Linked DNA regions of Homo sapiens: region 1 is linked to region 2. A link is a loop called in an ENCODE intact Hi-C map of the cell type or tissue named here. Cell type or tissue: GM12878. All regions are shown on one strand.

Region 1 (8,000 bases), 200 kb before region 2:
AACATCAATAGGTTTTGTAACTTTGGATTTGGCACTATTTTTCCATTCAGTGAGCATTTATTGACTGCTGTGCACCAGGAAAAGTCAGAGCTCTGCCTTTGCTGTGGATGAATGAAAATAACCTCTTTCATGTCTGCACTGTCTGTTAATGTGTATGAATATATGTGTCTGTGTGTGTGTTTCTGTCTTTTTACATGAAAGGGACTGGCAGCTTTAGACCTATTGCTGTTGTGAATCTTCATGAACCTATATTTTGCCTCTCTGCAGTGGACCCATCATTACTAATTTCATCCTTTTGCAACAACTGTTTGCATTTAGATAATTGTCAGCACTTAGCTACCAAGGTTACAGAAAATGTCAAGATTCAGAAGAAGATATACAAATTTTTTTTGTAAGGCCATGAATTAAAGCAGTAACACTTGTCTAGACCATTAAACAAGGAGATACATTTGTATGTAGAAAGTGACTGCCCTTGTGTCATTAGAGTCTCATGAACCTGTGACTATTACATTCATAAAAAAGTGCACTGTCTTAATTCAGTTGGTAGTTCTCATCATGTTTCAGGGATTTTAGTTGTGATGATTGAAATAGTTGCCTTTGGGTAGTTTGTATTCCTGTTTCATCAGAGATTGGCTGAGACTTGTCTTTTCTGTTTACATTTCTCTTGGACTTGTTTCATCTGCTCTTGTTTGCCATGGAAACCTGTCTGTAAATCATATATATACATATATATACACAAATACATGCATATACATATATACACACATGTATATACGTATACACACATATGTATATAGATATATACACATACACACATATGTATATAGATATATACACACATATACACATATATGTATATACATATATACACATATGTATATATACACATGCATGTGTATATATACACACTGCATGTATATACACACATGCATGTATATACACATACGTGTGTGTATATACACATACACGTGTATGTGTATATACACAAGTGTATGTATATACATATATACACACGTGTATGTGTATACACACATGTATGTATATACGCTCACACATGTATATACATATGTACATATGTACGTGCATATACACACATGTATGTATATGCATATATACACACATGTATGTATATACATATATACACACGTATGTATATACATATATACATATATATGTCTGTGTGTGTGTGTGTGTGTGTATATATATATGGCCATATAAAGTGTGAAAAAGCATGTTTGAGAGAGAATACCAAGGGTGTGGTCAAGTGACCATTTGCTAAAGAGATTACCCTGGATAGAAGGGAACCAGATGCTATTCAAGATAATGGGAGAAAGATCCTGAATACATTCCAGAGATCTTTGAGTCTTCCCCACCCATCACAGCCCCAGAGATCTAGGAGGGCAGAATGATTTCAGAGGATGGGCCTGGGGTGCCCTCCAGAGGCTTGCTGCCTAGAGCTGCCTTGGTCCCTGTTTCCCACATTCTGCCAAAGTGCCTGTGGATTGCCCCAGCTATGGCTCAGCTATTAATAGACTCAGATGTGGTTCAATCTGCCACTCAGGAAGGTGCAAGTAGTAAGCTTTGGTAACATTCGTGTGGTGTTAATTCTGCAGCCACACAGAATGCAAGAGCTATGGGGGCATGCCTACCTCCACCTGGATTTCAAATAATTTTTCAAATATTCTCTGGTGCCCAAGCAGAAACCTGCCACAGGGGTGGAGCTGTCACAGAAAGTCCTCACTAGAGTAATGCCTAGGGAAGCTGTGGGAGTGGGACCACCACCAAGACCCCAGAAGTGTAGAGCCACCAGTGTACAATTTCAGCCTAGGAAGGCTACAGGCGTTAGAATCCAACTCATGATAACTGCTCAGTGGACTGAACCCAGCAAAGCCACAGGGCCAGCTACCCAAGGCCTTGGGTGTCGAACTCCTGCCCCAGTGTGCCCAGGATTCAAGACATGGAGTCAACAAAGATTCAAGAAAATATATTTACTCAGTGCCTGGTTCATTGGTACCCAGTAATTCATGTCCAGGTTCAGTGGGAGGGATATGAAGCATGAAGAAAACTCTATAAAATAAATGTTCAAAGAAGTATTATAACTACACACAGGTGAGGTGCAGTGGCTCTTGCCTGTAATCCCAGCACTTTGGGGGGCTGTGGCGGGTGGATCACCTGAGGTTGGGAGTTTGAGACCAGCCTGACCAACATGGAGAAACCCCATCTTTACTAAAAATACAAAATTAGCCGGGCGTGGTGGTGCATGCCTGTAATCCTAGCTACTCAGGAGGCTGAGGCAGGAGAATCATTTGAACCTGGGAGGTGGAGGTTGCAGTGAGCTGAGATTGCGCCATTGCACTCCAGCCTGGGCAACAAGAGCAAAACTCTGTCTCAAAAATAATAATAATAGCTACACACAGATGAAGGTCATCTGTGTTGAAGTACAATGGCAATCTTACTGATGAGTCTTATTGTCTCACCTGGATATTTGCATTAAAAGACTGCTAACATTTGTAGCTGAAGCTTTAGTGCAGTTTGGTATGATTATTATGAAGTTAATGTTTCTGAAAATTTCCTTGAACTCAGAGCAACATATTCCTATATTCATTTCATAAACTTATTAAGCACTTACTGTGCATTTGCTACATTTTAGGAGCTAGGGATACAGCAGTGAACAAAACTGTCAAAACTCTCTAGCCTCATGGCATTTACATTCCAGCATACTGCGAATGACAAAAAACAAAGATGCTACATAAACTAGATGAAAAGGTAACTGCTTCTTTTTTCTTTTCTTTTTTTTTTTTTTTCTTTTTTGAAATAGGATCTTGCTTTGTTGCCCAGGCCGGAGTGAAGCTCATTGTAACCTCGAACTCCTGGGCTCAAATGATCCTCCCGCCTTATCCCCATGAGTAGCTGGGACCACAGATGCAGATGTATGTCACTACACCTGGCTGATTTTTTACTTTTTATTTTTTTGTAGAAACAGGATCTCACTATGTCTCCCAGGCTGATCTTGAACTCCTGGCCTCTCGTGATCCTCCCACCTCAACCTCCCAAAGTGCTAGGATGATAGATGTGAGCCCCTGTGCCTGGCCTGGTAACAACTTCTATGGGAAGAATTGGCGGGAGACTATAGAAGCTGGAGAAGTACACAACTTAAAATAGGGTGGTCAGCGGTGAGCTCACTGGGAAGGTGACTTGAAAGAGGCCAAGGAAAGAGCCATTTTGGTGTCTGGGGAAAGAGCAGAGGAAGCTTCATGTCCAAAGGCCCTGAGGTGGGAAAAGGAGCCCGAACTGTAGAGGGCAGTAGATAATGTCTTCAAGCACCAGACTCTGCTGAATACTGACAATATATTTTAAAGAGCACAAAACAAAGGATTTTTTTTTTACTCTTTATTTATTTTATTCATTCATTTATTATTTATGTACTTTTTTTTTTTTTTACTATTTTTTACTATTGCCTGACATTCTGCTTCCTTTATAACACAAACACCTGTTCAGTACCATAAAGTTAATTTGATCACTGTGCTCCCCTTCTGTATTTTATTAGAAAATATTTAAATAGAATTTACTAGATTCTGTGTGTTTTCCAAACACACTTTATAAATATAAACTCTCTTAATTCTCATAACCACCCTATTAGGGTAGGTACTGTCGTTATTTCCATTTTGCAAGGGGGTAAACTGAAGCACAGAGAAGTTAGGTTACTTGTCTAAGATCATACAGCTAATAAACACCAGAGCCTATAATCCCAGCACTTTGGGAGGCCAAGGCGGGAAGATCACCTGAGTCAGGAGTTCAAGGCCAGCCTGGCCAACATGGCAAAATCCCATCTCTGCTAAAAAATACAAAAATCAGCCGGGCATGGTGGCAGGTGCCTGTAATCCCCGCTACTCGGAAGGCTGAGGCAGGAGAATTGCTTGAACCTGGGAGGCGGAGGTTGCAGTGAGCCAAGATCGCACCACCGCACTCCATCCTGGCAACAGAGTGAGACCCTGCCTCAAACACACACACACACACACCAGAGCTGTGCTTTGTGCCCAGTCCACCTGGCTTTGGAGTCCATGCTCAGCCTCTGATAAAGGCACATCCTCTCCCAGAGGTGTGCTGGAGCCGGCTTGGACCAGCCCACAAGAGCCAATTGTGTGCATCTCTTGCCTCTTCTGCATCAGTAACATCACTTTGGTACTTAAAATTAGCCACAGTGGGAGTGTTTACACCACGGAAGTCGGCAAATGCTGTAAGTCCGGGCCTTGCATCCCCAAAACCTGGTTGTTGCACATTTACCAGCACGCCGTGATTCCCTGCCATCTTTTGCACCCCAATTCGGGTTGAAGCCCCTTGAAGCATCCCCCTGACTTCATCCTACCCGACACCCCCACTCCAGCTTCACCTGCCCTTCTGGCATTGTTACGTTACAACAGGGCTAACATCTGCCAGGGCTGTTTGACCACTGAAGTGAATGTTCTATTAGGAATTTCCAGTGCAGCATAGTGGCAAGAACAGGCAGTGATTAGGTGGACCTAGGTTCGAATTCTGACTCAGTGAGATACGTGGCTAATAGCAATTTACTTCCTGTCTCTGTCCACTGGTCTCCCTCATCCGTAAAATGAGACATAACAATTTGCACCTACTTGAAGCCTGGTTGTGGGGACCTGGAGCAAGGCCAGAGTCAAATCCAAACTCATGACCAGGCCTCCGTGGCCCCACAGAACACCTGCTTTTCAGCACCACCTCTCACCATCTTGTGCTTGGCCCCTGAGGCTCCACCACATCCCATCCTGGGAATTGGACCTGCTTTTCCTCCACCCAAATCTCACCACGGATGTGTGTGACTGCTTCCTCCATGTGCGGTCCACTCAAGCCCAGCAGCTCCACTCCAGGCCTCACTGCCACTGCCCACCCACCCCACGTGGCCTCCTGTGCCCCTCTGCTGTTTCCTCCATAGCACTCACAGGGGACTGGAAATTATCTAACCTATTTTTTCTGTTTTAGAAGCCCCTTGATGGCAAAGTCCCGTTTTACCCCTCCCTGTGTCCCTAGCACATGGAGTATCACACACTAGCTGAGTGGGGTATTGGGAAGAATCTTCCAGTCCTCTGGGATCTCAGGGAGTGGAGGTTGGTGGGGGCCCTGGCCATGTCACCACTGGCCTGTATCTGGGCCAGTGTGGAACTGAGCTGCGCCATCCATCCAGGGAGTCCCGGGGCCCTGCACTTTATCCAGGAAGATGGGGGAGAGGGTTCAGCAGAAGCTGCATTGTCAAATATTTATCAAAGCCTTTTGATTTGCAAACTTGCAGTTCCAGTGAGCACAGAGCAAACCACTCTCTTTCAAATGGCCTTTGGCAAGACCTCCAGCCTGTCACTGGATGCTGAGTGGGAATGTGTGGGCAGAGGGAGCACTGCTGTTGAAATCAGTATAGAATTTCCTGACTCCTGAGCCTTTTTTTTTTTACTCTTTACATTTTGTTTGCTGCAGCCAGAAGAGGAATCCTCCCCCATTGTCATCCTACCTTTAAGGCATCCAGCATTTTGCCTGGAAATCACCAACCTGATTATCGACCATGCAGAGACCTCCTGCCCTTGTGGGGTCACTCCCCAAACCTCAGCATTTTCAGAGGCTTTAAGAACTCACAAGCATCCTCTGATAAAGTGGCTTATAATTTGTACAAAGCCTGCATGGAAAGTGGTAGAGGAGAGGTCCGAGGGAAGTCACATTAATCCTGTGAGTGGCCATGTAGGCATTGATAGGACAGAATCACTTCTTGTGTGTTAACCACGAAGAGCGCTTAGCAGGCTTTGCGCAGAAGCTGTCCTGGGCTGTGGTGAGAGCTCTCTGTCATGGCCCCATCATCAGCACTTAGGTGACAGGGAAGGGGCACTGTCCAGGGCTGCAGGGGCCAGCCGTGATGGGGACCTAGGTGTGCTCATCTTTAGTGGTTCTGACGGTGTGAGAGGCTATTCCAGCCATGGACACAGGGCTATGGGATCTGGCTTTGATGCTGCTGTCTCTGGGCAGGAACTCCAGGCAGGAGGCCTCTACCCAAATACTATGGCCAGGGAAACCAAACAGTATGTTATTTTTCGCGGGCGTGCAAAGCATTGTGGAAACCAGCCTGAAACGCGTGGCTGAGGCCCGTGGCTTGATGGGTCCTCCTAGCTCCTGTGGTCTTCCCTGGCTGGATGCACGGGGGAGATGAGTGTCCTCACGTTTTTGACAGTGGAGTGAAGAGAGCTGGCCAGGCCCACCCAGGGGTCACCACATGGAGCAGGACGGAAAGTAAAAAACAGGAAGATAAAAAACAGGAAGAAGAAGGAAGGTGAAAAACAGAGACCTTCGAACACCCAGGAGCCCTGCTCACCGATACCTGTGGGCTGACGGTGACTGGACTCAGCTGCTACCTCGCTCCTTCATAGAAGAGCCGCAGGAGGGAGGAGCGGGTCCCCTCCACCAGGGCCGGCAGCCAGAGGCCTGCACCTTCAACCCCCTAGCCACAAAAAGTAGCATTTGCTGGGAAGTGGAGGAGGGAGAAGGAGAGGGAGGGACTGATTAAAGTATACAAAATTACAGCTAGATAGGAGGAATAATTTCTAGTGTTCTACAGCACTGTAGGGTGGGATTTTGAATGTTTCCAACCCAAACACATGATCACTATTTGAGGTGATGGGTAAGCTAATTACCCTGACTTGATCACTATGCACAGTATGCATCAAAACTCACTCAATATACCCCATAGACGTGTACAATTATTATGTATCAGTTTTTAAACATGTTTTTCAAATGTTTTTTAAAATCCTTGGGGTGGGAGGGGTGGGGGCAAGGGGAGGGAGAGCATTAGGACAAATACGTAATGCATGCAGGCCTTAAAACCTAGGTAACAAACTTGCATGTCTGCACGTGTATCCCAGAACTTCAAGTAAAAAAAAAACAATTCCTTGGGGGAAAGGATGCATATATTTTCAAGAAGCGTGGGTGAATGTATTATAAATTAATTTAAAAGTCAGTGGCTTCTGAGTTAGGACTTAGTAAGTATAGAGTTTCAGTTTTCCAAGGGGTCAAGAGTTGTGGAGCTGGAAGGTGGTGCTCGCTGCTTGGCATCATGAGAGTGGGTAATAACGCTGAGCTGCGCACCTCAGAATGGTTGGGATCGTAAGTTTCATGTGTATGTTGCCACAATTTAAAAAATTGAAAAAAAAAAATCAGTGGCTCTTTCCCTACCTAAGAGATTTGTGAAGACTTGTCCCGAGGTAGGATTCTGGACTTTCTAACCCCAGGCGTCCTCTGGGCATCCGCTTCTCCCTAAGCCCTAAGGTTCCCTTCCCCGTGACCTCTAGGGCGAGAGCCTGAAAGAGTGGTTGGACAGCTGGTCCAATTCATTCAGGTAAAGGACTTCATTCGCTTTAAGTGTCAACTCTTTTGGCTTTCACCTTTTTGGGTAGCCTGTTTTCGTAGAGCTCACTTTTTGTTCTCAAGCTCCCCGAGCACAATGCATTTTGTGAGCCAAATCATTAAAATAGGACATTTGTTTTTTGTTTTTTCTTTTGGCCACAAGTAAATACACGTTTAAGCAATAGCTTCCTACAGCTCTTGAATTATGCAATATAAAAATGCCAGTGTGTTTTAATTTTAGTTTTCTAGGTCATGTAATTAGAAAATGATTTGAATGAAAACAATGAAAAAAATGTAATATATCTTTTAATCTGTGAAACAAGAATGAGAAAGTTATTTCTCATCTCACTCTCCAAAAGTCCCAGGGCCTTGTGCCTCTCTGTGCCCTGGGCTGGCCTCACCGTGGGTCAGTCCTGCTCCCGCGCCTGCTGCTGAGCTTCCTGATGCCTGGCCCTGCCCATTCAGACCGGATTTGTCCAGATTCTCCCAGCATTGTAGAAAAAACAATCGCTCATATTTAATGAGTTCTTTTGTGTGTGTCAGACAGGGTTCTAAGGGTTCTACGTACACTAACACACATAAGCCTCATGAGCGACTGGGGCTACAGAGGG
Region 2 (8,000 bases):
AAGTCAAGAAGACCTGGCAAGAGAATTTAATTTCTATGTGTTGTACCTCTGTTTCCTCAACACCCAACTCATTGCTAGATCTCTAGGCACTTAACACCATTTCAGATATCTGCTCTCTCAACCTCCTCCTTCCTCACTGGAGGTTATAAACTGGCTTCCCTCCAGGTCAGGTAGGATCTGTTAGACCCACGTAGCCTTGGGCACACTATTTTTATTTTTTAAAACTTGAGTTAGTTGCTAAGATTTAATATTACATACATATCTGCATTCTGGCTTTCTCTGAAAACTCAGAAGCTTGGGGATACCGAGCAAACATTGTCTTGGCACCGAGTCCTGGCTGATCCCTCAGATGTAGCCAGGATCCTTCCTTCCCCTGTGAAATCTCGCCCTGCTGGCCCCAGGCATGCCCCCGCCCACGGGTGTGCATGTATTTCCCATCTCTGCCCTCGCAGCACAAGACACCAATGCCCTCTCCTTTTGGAAACCTCCTTTGGTTTGTCTGACATAGGGGCTCCACTCTCTAGTGGCCTCACTATTCTCTATCTGTCTGTGCCCTCCAGCAATGACATTTTCCTCTTTCTGCCATCCTTTAAATGCAGGAGTCCTCCGAAGGGGAAATCTATCCTTGATCTTCTCTTCCTTCTCTCTCTCCACTCTCCCTTGAAATCTCATATATCTTCACGATTTAAATTCACAATGCTCTGGAAATGATGTTTATATCCATTTGTCAATTCAACCAAATATCACTGAGCATAAATGCAAGGGTGAAAACAAAACACCCTTTCTTTCCTTAAGGAGCTCAGTGATACAGATATGTAAACAAACACAGTGCAATTTGATAAATGCTAGGGATAGTGGCACAACTCAATTGACTCCACACAAGGGGCAGCCTCTGAGCTGTGTTTTGAAGACTGAGTAGAAATTCACCATGGGAATAATGATAAACCTTACAGAATTTAGTTTCTCCTGTTTTAGGAAGCATTTCACACTGCCTGCTGTACATCTTTACTTGGACATTCCACTGGCGATAAAATTAAACACACCTAAATCTGATCTTCTATCTTCTTAACCACCCCCACCCCCACAATATTCCCACTCCAAACACCAGTTGTTTTCTTGGGCTTTCTTGTCGGCTACTGGCACCCCTATTCTCCCAGTAATCTCCCTGAGAGATATCTTTGATCTTTCTCTCTGATACTCAACCAGTGGTCAAATTCTGAGATTCTTCTTTTAAATGTCTTTTTTTTTTTTTTTTTTTTTTTGAGACTCAGTCTCGCTCTGTTGTCCAGGCTGGAGTGCAGTGGCGCTATCTCAGCTCACTGCAGCCTCCACCTTCTGGGTTCAAGCAATTCTCCTGGCTCAGCCTCCCAAGTAGCTGGGACCTCAGACACCCACCACCAACTACACCCAGCTAATTTTTGTATTTTCAGTAGAGACAGGGTTTCACCATGATGGCCAGGCTGGTCTTGAACTCCTGACCTCAGGTGATCCACCGGCTTCAGCCTCCCAAAGTGCTGGGATTACAGACCTAAATGTCTTTTAAATCCACATCTTGCAAGTTTAGGTCATCAGCATGTTTTGTCCAGCAGACAGCTTCAGCAAGTGGTCCTGTGAGTGCCTGACCTCTTCAGGGTGTCTCCCCTTCTGCACACCTGTCATGCAGCCTGCCTGGAGCTGGCTCTGAAAATGCCGACCCTTTGCTCTAAATGCTTTACATGTATTCACTTATTTAATCCTCACACTACTCCAAGTTGGCAGGGTTGTTATTATCCTCCCAGAACTGGTCCAAGTCTACACACCCAGTGGGTACAGGGCCAGGATCCCGGCCCAGAGAGTCTGACCGTGGAGGCCACCCACTTGCTGAGTAGCCTATGTTTGCAGGCCATGTTCTTGCTCAAAACTCAGTACAACCCCCCTTTGCCTCCAAACACCGTCTCAGTTTGTTAGAGCCTTGAAGGTTCTAATAACTTGGCCCTCAGCTAGCTCTTTCTTTTATGTCTTGGTTTCTTTTTCTTGTAGAGTTTATCCTGAGGATTTAGCGTTAACGCATCAGACACATAAAATACGGTGCTTAGTGCTTAGAAGGGGCACTGTTGGCTTTCCTTCTCATACCCAACCCTTGTCAAATTCTGAAGCATCTACTTTCAATGTCTCTTGAATCCACACCTACCTTTTCAGTTGGGTGGCTTTTGGTATTATTTCTCTCTGTTCTGCCTCACCAGGGGTAGGTTTTGGTAAAAAGTTAATTGCAGCTTCCCCACATGCTGGGGCCTCCCTTCTACTCTGACTGGCCATGCTGTGCTAGACTGGAATCTCCTCTTCATCCATTTGGACTGATGTAAATGCCCTCACCCTCACATGCCACAGATCTCGTCCTCTTTTCTGATTCTATTTCTGTTCTCTAGCCCTACAGTCAGCCAGAACAATCTCTCCCTCCTCTGTATTTCTAGACAGCTTTCTTTATGCTGCTGAGACTGTCTTACCTCATTCGGCATTTTAGTGGAACAGTTGGCTGTGCTCTTAATTGTTTCCCTTTCTAGATAATAAACTCCCCCAAGGCTAAGAGCATTGCTTGTTCATTCTTTTCTTCCTGCAGCTAAGTTCGGTGAATAGTATTTGGTTTATACTTCAACATTTACTGAATAATGTGGATACGAAAAAATGATATGTGGTCTTGATATCACCTGGATCATTCATTTGATAAACTTAATGCAAAATTTGAGTAGAAAAATTAGGCACCAATAGAATTAGTAAGGAAAAGGATAACATATATATCATATCAAACATTTATATTCTTGGTTTTTTTTTTTTTTTTTGAGACAGGGTCTCGTTGTGTCACCCAGGCTGGAGTGCGTTGGCAGAATCATAGCTCACTGCAGCCTCCTCCTGGGCTCAAGACATCCTCCCACCTCAGGCACTTGAGTAGCTAAGACAACATATCTATACCACCATGCCAAGCTAATTTTTAAAAACTTTTTGTAAAACATTTACATTCTTAAATATGACATTAAAATATATTACGAAGGAAATACTTCCTAAGGTATGTCATCTACAAATGTGATGAGAATCAATTGCATGATGTGTGTCAATATAAAATATGCTCTCTAATACAAGTTTACGGGATTACATATAAAATCTATATTCACCCTGTAGGTGAATTTAGGAACTGCACTAACAGAGCATATAGATTGTGTGTTTGGTGAGAATTAGGTTGGAGAAAGTAACTTTTGGGGATGAAATTGAGCTGCCTTCCCTGCTCTGTGAAAGGTAAATGATAGAAATGCAAAGGAGTGTTCGAACCGTAACTAAATAAGGTGGGGGTTAGTCTCAGAGCCTAGGAACCTGAGGGGCTGGGGCAGGAAGACTGTTCAGGTTCCCAGTGTAGCTCCTGCACAGCCTCAATGGTGAGCACAGAGGAAAGGCGGAGGGCGGGTTGGGCTAGGCTGGACTGCAGATGCAGAGAAGAGAAGGGAGCTGTGGGGGTGGCCACAGAGACTCAGTGTAGGCTTTGAAGCTGAAGGGGAAGATCCTGGAAGTGGTCCCAGGGCAAAGAGATCACTTAAGGGCTATCCAGTTTACCCAAAGACATCTTTGACCATCATAGAAGGGTGACGAGTGAGAGACAATTTGTCTGTTCTCCTACTGGAGTCTGAGAACTTAGACCTCTGGTGCTCTAAGTTGAAGGGAAGAAGATCACAGTCAGCTGTCTCTGTGATGGGGAGCAGAATGTCCAGTCCTTCCAGGATCATTTTTTCATTTGTAAAGTCAGAGTGATTTTAAAGCAAGTTGTGGGCATGTATTGGTGGCAGGTGAGGGGGGACGGTCTTTCCTGGTCAGCAGGCTGTGAGAGTGGTGTTCTCTGCAGCAAAGGAGGATCATGGCATTGAAGATCATCTTCAACCTATGGGTTCTCTAGAATCTGAATACTGGAGCCTGTGACCTGGGATTGATTTAGGGTTTATGAATTGGCATAGGAAGTGGGAGAAGCATTGGGAGGCAGAAAACCTGGATTTGAATCCTGGCACTACCCCTTTGTAGCTGTTTTACCAAAGTTTGTGAAAGTCCTTGGCACACTGCCTGGCACAGAGACTAAGGATTGAATATGGGTATCGTTGATTCTTTCTTCTCTGGTGCTTACAGTGTATTAGACTTCCCCACATTCTCTCTTGTCAAGTGGCAAAAATAGATTATGCCCAGTAAATAAAGACATAAATCGAGGCACAGAAGAGTTAAGAAGTTTGACTGAGATTATATAGGAGATAATCAAGTGGATCTTAAAGTGTTCAGAATTTCTATGATCATTTTTATTTACAAAGTGGCTAACATTTTTAGTTTATTCTCTACAATATGTCTCACAGTCCAATATTTCTGTTGTTAAATAATAACAACAGTGAATTGCTTTTGACCACTTTTGATTGCACTGGATCCCATCTCTAGGATGCAGAGACTAAGGTGGAGAATGGGATTTAGGCCAGCAAACCCAGAGCCCCCACTTTAATCCTACCAGACAGAGTGAGAGGAAGAGGGTGGGGCTCATGGAGTCAAGTTACAGATAGCTGGCCTCTCTGGGGAATGGCTAATGGTCTACTGCAGGGCTGTAGTCAACTTCAGGCATCTAGGGGAAGCAGATGGAATGAGGTGAGAGCTCCGAAATAGGACATTTGGGATTGTCAAAATGGCTAACACGAATCAAGTCTTTACAACCCAGTGTGTTGGAACCATTGTGGCAGGGTGGTTGGGATGGGGAAGAGGTGGTTCATTCTGGAAGTAACATAAATTGATATTAAATAAAGAGCCTAGTCATTGCTTCTTCCAGAAGCGATGGTCATGTGTTCCATGAGTCCCCACTGAGGTGACCTATGCTTTTCTGTGAATAGTACTTCTGCAAAAAGATTTTTGCACCACCTGCTGGCAAAGAACAGTGATCTTGCTGCTCATTGAAGAAAAGTCACACGCTTAAACTGCTAGTGAGCAAGGCACAGGGAGATCAAAACTGACTTTGGTGGGAACATGTAGCTACCACTCCTGCCTGGCATCCAATTCCTTGTCACCACCTTGTTAACAAGTTTTAAATTGTGCCAGGTGATACACACAGGTGGTTTCTTTCTGAAAGTGTCATAACAATATGAGAAGATTATTCTGGATTATGTTAGTGAGAAAGAGAATATTATTTTCAGTGATTAAGAGACAGGCTATCTAGTACTCATTTCTAACATACAGACTAATCTTTTTTTGGAAAGCATGTCTAGGCTACTCTTATTTTAAAATGCTGAAGCAACATCATTTATGCATTTGTTTGTTTGCTTATTGCCAAGGAACCATTTAGATGTTCCCGATTGAGCAAGACTTCTGGAACAATCTAGGAGTTTCATGTTCTACCTTGAGAGTGTGAAGTGGCTTTCTGGGTGAGATTTCCAGAGAACACATTGAGACATTTTTATTGTGCTCATTTTGCTGCTCAGAAGGAAATTGGCTTTTCCTTTTCTCTGCAGGGATGAATAATCTGAACTCATTTAATAGGGAGTCAAACAGACTGAAGACTTTGCCCACAACAATTTCAGATTCAACCCATCTCTACCACTGTTCTTTGATACTCTATGGCAGGAAATGTGGACTGAGGAGTGAGAAACTATCAAAGCTGCAAGTGGTGCACCTGGAGTTCAGAACTGGAATATTCCTTTTCTTCCTTTCCCACACACAAACCTTATCTTGCATGAGGGAGTAGTGGTTTATGAGTAAATATGATGGAATTCAAATACTTTTCTTAAGGAAGAGTCATCCTGTTTTCTAATTCGATGCAATGCATGATTAGAACAAATTTGTTGATTCTCTGACTCTATTTTTGTGAGTTTCTTTTGATTGTTGCCGGCAATCCCCCTTCCATCCTTAGTCTCCAGTCTCTTTCATGCATTGCTACCACTCTATCCCATTCTGTTTCACTTCACTCAACACTTGTTGAATAGTTACATTGTAAAGGGTCTGTACTTGAAAGACATTAGAGGAGACACAAAAATGAAGATAGCGCTCCTACCTTCAAAGAAACTGGCCCGTACTTTGGGTGAGAGACATGCACCCAAATCTCCTTTGCACAATCATGTGTTGCTTAACGACAGGGATGCAGGCTGAGAAATGTGTCGTTAGGCGATTTCATTGTTGTGTAAACATCATAGTGTGCACTTACACAAACCTAGTTGGTAGAGCTTACTACACACCTAGGCTGTGTGGTATGGCCTCTTGCTCTTAGGCTACAAACCTGCACAGCATGTGACCCTACCAAATACTGTAGGCAGTTGTAACACAATGGTAAGCATGTGTGCGTCTAAACATGTCTAAACACAGAAAAGGTATAGTAAAAATACGGTATAAAAGATAAAAAATGGTACACCTGACCTGGTGCGGTGGCTCGCGCCTGTAATCCCAGCACTTTGGGAGCCCGAGGCAGGCAGATCACGAGGTCAGGAGATCGAGACCATCCTGGCCAACACGGTGAAACCCCGTCTCTACCAAAAATACAAAAAAATTAGCCCGGCGTGGTGGCGGGCGCCTGTAGTCCCAGCTACTCAGGAGGCTGAGGCAGGAGAATGGCGTGAACCCGGGAGGCGGAGCTTGCAGTGAGCAGAGATCACACCACTGCACTCCAGCCTGGGCAACAGAGCAAGACTCTGTCTCAAAAAAAACAAAAACAAAAAAAACAAAACAGCCGGGCGTGGTGGTGGGCCCCTATAGTCCCAGCTACTTGGGAGGCTGAGGCACAAGAATCTCTTGAACCTGGGAGGCGGAGGTTGCGGTGAGCCGAAATTGCACCACTGCACTCCAGCCTGAGCGACAGAGCGAGACTGTGTCTCAGAAAAAAAGAAAAAGAAGAAGAAGAAAATAAAAGTAGGGTATTTACCAGAAATGGAGCTTACAGGTCTCCCTCACTGCTCTGGGTGAGTTTGTGAGTGAGTGGTGAGTGAATGTGAAGGCCTAGGACAGTACTGTACACTACTGTAGACTTCAGAAACACTGTACACATAGGCTACGCTAAATTTATTTTTAAAAAGGTTTTTCATTGTTCAAAAGTAAATGAACCTTAACTTACTGTAACTTTTTCTGTTTGTTTGTTTGTTTTGTTTTGAGATGGAGTCTCGCTCTTGTCGCCCAGGCTGAAGTGCAGTTGTGCAATCTCAACTCACTGAAACCTCTGCCCCCCAGGTTCAAGTGATTCTCCTGCCTCAGCCTCCCGAGTAGCTGGGATTACAGGCGCCCGCCACTACGCCCAACTAATTTTTGTATTTTTAGTAGATACGGGGTTTCACCGTGTTGACCAGTCTGGTCTCGAACTCCTGACTGCAGGTGATCCACCCATGTCAGCCTCCCAAAGTGCTGGGATTACAGGCATGAGCCATCACATCCGGCCCAACTTACTGTAACTTTGTTACTTTATAAACTTTAAAAATGTTAAAGCTTTTTGACTCTTGCAATAACACTTCACTTAAAACAGAAACACATTGTACAGCTATACAAAAATATTTTTTCTTTATATCTTTATCCTTCAAGCATTTTTTTTATTTTTAAATCTGTTTTTAAAACTGTTTTAAAACTGTTTACTTTTTAGTTAAAGACTAAGACACATCTGTAATCTCAGCACTTTGGGAGTCCGAGGCGGGCGAATCACGAGGTCAGGAGATTGAGATCCTGGCTAACACGGTGAAATCTGTCTCTATAAAAAATACAAAAATATTAGCCGGGCATGGTGGCGGGCACCTGTAGTCCCAGCTATTCAGGAGGCTGAGGCAGGAGCATGGCGTGAACCTGGGAGGCAGAGTTTGCAGTGAGCCGAGATCGCCCCACTGCACTCCAGCCTGGGCGACAGAGCGAGACTCCATCTCAAAAAAAAAAAAAAAAAAAAAAAAGAGCAAGACACAAGCACACCCATTAGCCTAGGACTACACAGGTCAGGATCATCCATGTCACTGTTTTCCTTCTCCACAATTTGTCCCACTGGGAGGTCTTCAGGG

The links. Peaks named below come from ENCODE experiments on the same cell type or tissue, not always from the same donor. Only the 100,000 strongest peaks of a DNase experiment are listed, where the experiment ranks them.
Region 1: it touches region 2 in a loop (7-fold over the local background); 6 of 110 quality-filtered maps call a loop at or near these places.

Annotation. Positions count from the first base shown.
Region 1 is chr13:23,703,179-23,711,178 of GRCh38, reverse strand. No RefSeq gene overlaps it. Among named protein-coding and RNA genes, the nearest start is that of TNFRSF19, 140 kb to the right of the region's middle. In GM12878, CTCF peaks have their summits at 1,433 (motif pointing left) and 3,280 (motif pointing right); no DNase peak of the experiment used is centred here; H3K27me3 peaks cover 179 bases.
Region 2 is chr13:23,508,087-23,516,086 of GRCh38, reverse strand. The region is part of intron 1 of LOC124903135 (a long non-coding RNA gene); the gene reads right to left. Among named protein-coding and RNA genes, the nearest start is that of LINC00327, 43 kb to the right of the region's middle. RefSeq lists an enhancer at 7,724-8,000. In GM12878, a CTCF peak has its summit at 4,899 (motif pointing left); a DNase peak (open chromatin) is centred at 4,916; H3K27ac peaks cover 1,336 bases; H3K27me3 peaks cover 128 bases.